Regions from separate parts of the Homo sapiens genome. Here region 2 is linked to region 1. Evidence: chromatin loops called from intact Hi-C (ENCODE). Cell type or tissue: PC-9. All regions are shown on one strand. Each heading gives the region's core, and the rest is flanking DNA. Links, peaks and the distances in the headings are about the cores only. Region 1 has its middle 19 kb from the start of GPRC5A. Region 2 overlaps DDX47 (DEAD-box helicase 47).

Evidence for each region. A loop is a pair of places that touch in the nucleus more often than their neighbours do. Peaks named below come from ENCODE experiments on the same cell type or tissue, not always from the same donor. Only the 100,000 strongest peaks of a DNase experiment are listed, where the experiment ranks them.
Region 2: it touches region 1 in a loop (7-fold over the local background); 11 of 110 quality-filtered maps call a loop at or near these places.

What each region holds. Positions count from the first base shown.
Region 1 is chr12:12,870,784-12,873,699 of GRCh38, reverse strand. No RefSeq gene overlaps it. Among named protein-coding and RNA genes, the nearest start is that of GPRC5A, 19 kb to the left of the region's middle. RefSeq lists an enhancer at 753-1,952. In PC-9, for the core only: no CTCF peak of the experiment used is centred there; a DNase peak (open chromatin) is centred at 1,139; H3K4me3 peaks cover 583 bases; H3K27ac peaks cover 2,500 bases.
Region 2 is chr12:12,818,401-12,821,316 of GRCh38, reverse strand. DDX47 (DEAD-box helicase 47) reads right to left here. Exons shown (of 12, transcript NM_016355.4): 3 at 1-109. Among named protein-coding and RNA genes, the nearest start is that of DDX47, 6.5 kb to the right of the region's middle. In PC-9, for the core only: no CTCF peak of the experiment used is centred there; a DNase peak (open chromatin) is centred at 1,236; H3K4me3 peaks cover 1,911 bases; H3K27ac peaks cover 2,500 bases.

The DNA of each region.
Region 1 (2,916 bases), core at 124-2,623:
ACTGTTCCTGGTTATCTGGTGAATAACTGCCAATTCTCACAATCTTGGGCAGGTGGCTAAACCCTTCCTCTTCGGCTTCCCAATCTGTAAATTCAGGCTGACACATCTTCCAAACTTCTGGATCTGTCAATCAACAGAGGTCACCTAAAAACTCTGAGAGGAGTTACGAGAACATAGAAGGAATAAAAAGCCCTCAGAAGGGCCAGGTGCGGTGGCTGACGCCTGTAACCCCAGCACTTTGGGAGGCTGAGGTGGGCAGATCACTTGAGGTCAGGAGTTTGAGACCAGCCTAGGCAACATGGTGAAACCCCATCTCTACTAAAAATACAAAAATTAGCGAGGCGTGGTAGTGCGCACCTGTAGTCCTGCTACTCAGGAGGCTGTGGTAGGAGGATCACTTGAGCCCAGGAGGCAGAGCGAGCTGAGAGCATGCCACTGCACTCCAGCCTGGGCAACAGAGACCCTGTCTCAAAAAGAAAAGGAAAAAAAAAAGCCCTCAGAGGGCTTCTAGAAAAGCTGGGAGACTAAGAGGAGCAATGCATTGAACACAGAAGTGAGTCAGTGTGAGCTGTATGGTGTCTACTCTTCCCTCTGTGGTTCTTCAAAGGGAGTAGAGGGTGGGTGATGGGGGTGACTCAAGAATGCATAGGACTTTATCAATCAAATTCCCATACGGAATCAGAACAAGCCTGGCAGGTTCATGGACCAGCGAAGAGATTAGAGCAGATCCTTTCAGGGATCATTTAGATTATCATCATAGACCTTCAGGGTCGCCTAACTGGGTGGATGAGAACACCGCTGGGCTCATGCTTTGCCCACAGTCCCAGCAGTCACCCTGCTGACTCAGATGTCTTTCCTCAGAAGCTCTCTCCTGCAAGCGGCAGCTGCTGGGGTCACCTGTCCCCAGGTGCCTCATCTCATCTGGCTCCTCAAAACTCCTCCGCTCCACCCATCAGCCTGCACCTTCCAGGAATGCAGATGCCATGACCAATCTGCGTCCACAGAGAATGTTTGAGAAACACAGCTTGAAAGGCCAGTGATGCCCCCACAGAGTGGCCAATCACATCTTGCTAGAGTTTTCTATGCCAATAAAACCAGAAAAAGCAAACAAACACTTTCAGCCTGACCCAAAGGAGAACAAATGAGGCAGTTATAAGAAGGTAGGGTGTGACCCTATACACATAAACCGGTAGAGCTGGAAAAAACTCCTTCAAAGAGAATGGCTCACCTTGCTCCATTTCCCTTGCAGCGATTCCTGGGGCACGTCTATTATCAGCAATTGCAGGCATTAGTAATGGAAATGAAATCCATACCTCCCAGCTAACCATCCCTGCCCAGTTACTTGTAGTTACTTATCTGTTTCTATCAAGTAGCACATATATTAAATTCATGCCTAAATAAACAAGAAAAAAAGGCTAATTTCCTGGCAGGAAATTCTTATGTAATTAGTCAACAGCTCCCGCCCCTGGTCCGTCACTAACCAGCACTGTGACCTTTAGCAGGTCCACTTCTCTTCATCCCCCTCAGCACAACCTCAGGCCCAGCCCCCACAAGCCTCTCCTGGACCACCACAGTGGCTTCCAGCTGATCTCCATGTCTCTAGTTTTTCTTCTCTCCAAAGCATTCCCCACTCTAGAAGCCTTTTGTGTAGAGATCCTCCTAAAACCCCAAATCTGCTCAACTCTCCTCAAAATCCATAACCTCTCAGCCTGGCCCAGTGGCTCACACCTGTAATCCCAGCACTTTGGGAGACCAAGGCGAGAGGATCACTTGAGGCCAGGAGTTTGAGACGAGCCTGGGCAACATAGTTAGATACCATCTCTACAAAAAATAAAAAATTAACTGGGCATGGTGGTGCTCACCTATAGACCCAGCCACTCCGGAGGCTGAGTGGGGAGGATGGCTTGAGCCCAGGAGGTCGAGGCTGTAGTGAGCTGTGCTCACGCCACTGCACTGCAGCCTGGGTGGCAAAACAAGACCCTATCTCAAAAACAAACACAACCTCTCTTCACTTACTCTAGGACAAGTTCAGAAAACCATGTATGGCTTACAAAGTCATTCGTGATCTGGCCCCTGTTTACCATTCCAGAATGATATCTCTCTCTCCATTCACCCTCTTTTTTTTTTTTTTTTTTTTTTTTTTTTTTTTGAGACTGAGTCTTGCTCTATCGCCCAGGCTGGAGTGCAGTGGCACAATTGAACCTCCTGGGTTCAACCAATTCTCCAGCCTCAGCCTCCCAAGTAGCTGGGATTACAGGCACACGCCATCATGCCCAGCTAATTTTTGTATTTTTAGTAAAGACAGATTTCACCATGTTGGCCAGGCTGGTCTCGAACTCGTGACCTCAAGCGATCCGCCCACCTCAGCCTCCCAAAGTGCTGGGATTACAGGCATGAGCCACTGCGCCTGGCCTCTCCATTCACTTTCTTAAATTCTATGTTCCAGCTGTATATTTACATACCCACGGCTCCCTGTATAATACTAATAATAGCAACAATGACCATCATCTATTGTTTCCTATGTATCAGGTTTGTTCTAAAAAACTCTTCCTTCTGGTTCAAGTTGGTGTTTGAAAAAGAAAGACAAATAAAAATAGATTAATAAAATACTTTCTGCATTAACTTATTTAATATTTACAACTCTACTAGATATTAACTATAATTATCTCCATTTCGCAGATGAGAAAACAGAAGTGGAAAGGTTAAATAACTATCCAAAGTCACTCAACAAGTAAATGATATAGAACCTGAATACAACCTGCTTATCCTGCCCTCACCCCTTCTATCTGGGTCTTTGTACACGAGGCTCCTTCCACCTGGAAGACCCTTCCTTTCCTCCCCCATTCTTCACTTGGCTAACTCCTCCTCCTCGTCCGAGAGTTCCCCTGTAAACATCTCCTCCTCTGAGAAGGTTTC
Region 2 (2,916 bases), core at 148-2,647, 52 kb after region 1:
ACTAGGGCAAACAAACGCTGCGGGGTCTCCAGCAGTGCGTTTAGAATGGGCAAAGCAAAGGCGCCTGTCTTTCCAGAGCCAGTTTCTGCAAGCCCAATGATATCACGACCTAAAAGAAAAAGAAATTCAACAGCCAAGTAATCTCTTTGCGCTATTTCTGTGTTTTCTACAATGACACAATGCTGGGCACAAAGTAGACGCTTAATAAATATCTGATGAACTGGGGAGAGAGGAAAGTTGAATAAACAGAAAAGACATGGCCTCTCTCTTAGATAAGCTCAAAACCCAGTGGTGAGACAGACAAATATACAAATGCATTATAATGTGATAAGAGTTTTAATATAAGCCCCTGCAAAATACAGCGAGAACACAAGGAAAAGTAACTACTGCCCAGAAGAGTCAGAAAAGGCTAACAGAGGTGATAAGTGAGTTAAAACTGGAAGTAAGCAAAGAAGGGAAGAAAGGATATTCCTGTAAGAGGAAAGAGAATTAAGGCTTTAGAGAACATAGCATGCTGGCTGGGCATGGTAGCTCACGCCTGTAACCCCAGCAGTTTGGGAGGCCGAGCCAGGCAGATCACCTGAGGTTGGGAGTTCGAGACCAGTCTGACCAACAAGGAAAAACCCTGTCTCTACTAAAAATACAAAATTAGGCGGGCATGGTGGTGCATGCCTGTAATCCCAGCTACTCGGAAGGCTGAGGCAGGAGTATTGCTTGAACCCGGGAGGCGGAGGTTGCGGCAGCGGTGAGCGGAGATCGTGCCACTGCACTCCAGCCTGGGCAACAAGAGCGAAACTCCATCTCAAAAAATAAAAAGAACATAGCATGCATAGTTAGGCTGAGAAGTACAATGTGGCTGGAACACAGAAGTGTTAAGGGAGAAAGAGGGAAGAATGAGGCTAGAGTTTTGATGTTTTCCTATAAGAAAGAATTAAAGGATTTTAAACAGGGAATATCATGATCAATATTACTGTTTAGGAAGATAAACTCTAGACCTGATGGCATAAGGAGGAGCCAAGGAACTTAACAGTGCATGCCAGTTACTGCTCCTTCTGAGGGAAGAATGCTCTAAGTAATTCTTTAAGAACAGGTCACCACTGTTTGCTATCACCACTCAAGCCACAACTCATAAGACTTGGAAATTAACTCCTGAGTTGAGATCACTATCTCCGAGCTGGCTGTAGCCCATGAGGTAGCTATGCACTACCACAGTGGCCAGTGAGAATGCTCCCTATTAAATCATGACCCCTACAGTTGCTGCCCCTGTTCTGACTGTGTAACTGCTGAGAAGTTTTCTTTACCTAGAAGATAATCCTACAATAAACAAATCTCTTTTCCCTGACATAACCTGAACATGACTTACAATCAGAAATGACTTAAATGACCAGAACAGGGAAAACAAAGGCTTAACTGGGACATTGGATGTAATTCAGGGGAGATATGATGGTGGCCTGAACTGAGGCCAGGAATGAGCACAGGAATGAGATTCAGAAACTAACAAAAGGAAATGTGGGTGACTCACACATTTTTAGTACGGGACACTCAAAAGCCAAAAACTGCAATATAGGCAACAGAAAAATTAGTCCTGGTGAGGAAAATAAGGACTTTGGTTTCCACACAGGGAACTTGGAACTTAAGATTCCTATAGTAAACTCAAAGAGATATGTCTAAAAACCAGTTGGACATACTTGTTTAGAGATATGTCTAAAAACCAGTTGGGCATAATTATTTGGAGGTATGTCTAAAAACCAGCTGGACATACTTGTTTGGAGCTCAGGAAAAAAGTGGGGGTTAGAACAGACATGGGAGCCATGAGTATCCTACCACTGGTACTTCCTCAGGGGCAGATGCTTCAGAATAATCGATGAGACTTACATATATATATATGCCCGGTCCCATGCCTGGAAATTCTGATTCAGTAGGTCTTGGCTGGGACCTAGAAATCTCTATTTAAAAAAAAAAAAAAAGCTCCATAGATGATTCTGAAGAATACAGACTCACTGATGCAGACAGGGTTTAAGCTTGAGGACTGAATGAGAAATGTTATGTAGTATTTCAGAGTAAGAAAAAAGGGTAAAGACAGAATCAATATTGTAAGGCAAAGGGAAAAGAACCAGAAGAAGAGACTGAGAAAGAACAGCTAGAAAGACAGAAGAAAATGCTGTCTTGAAATTAAGGAGGAAGGCAGCTTCAAGAAAGAAGAGTGATCAGTGGCGTTCAATGTCACTGATCAAGTAGAACAGACCTGTAAGATCCACCTCTTAAACATTAATCAGTTAAACCAGGATCTGCCATGCCAGATCAGACAACAGTGTGATATGGTTTGGCTGTGTCCCCACCCAATCTCATCTTGAGTCGTACTCCCATAATTTCCACATGTTGTGGGAAGGACCCAGTGGGAGATAATTTGAATCATGGAGGTGGTTTCCCCAATACTGTTCTCATGGTAGTGAATAAATCTCATGAGATCTGATGGTTTTATCAGGGGTTTCTGCTTTTGCATGTCTCTCATTTTCTCTTGCCGCCACCACGTAATAAGTGCCTTTCGCCTCCTGCCATGATTCTGGGGCCTCCACAGCCACACACAGAACTGTAAGTCCAATTAAACCTCTTTTTCTTCCCAGTCTCGGGTGTGTCTGTATCAGCAGTGTGAAAAAGGACTAACATACAGTGTATCCTAGTGAATTCTATTCTTTAGCCTTCTTTTCATTAACATCAGTGTTTTCCATTCAAAAGCATATGCACAGATGTGAAATACAAGTCAAACCAGACAATGGGACTGATTTTTTTTTTTTTTAGACAGAGTCTTGCTCTGTCACCCAGGCTGGGGTGCAGTGGCGAGATCTCGGCTCACTGCAAGCTCCGCCTCCTGGGTTCATGCCATTCCCCTGCCTCAGCCTCCCGAGTAGCTGGGAC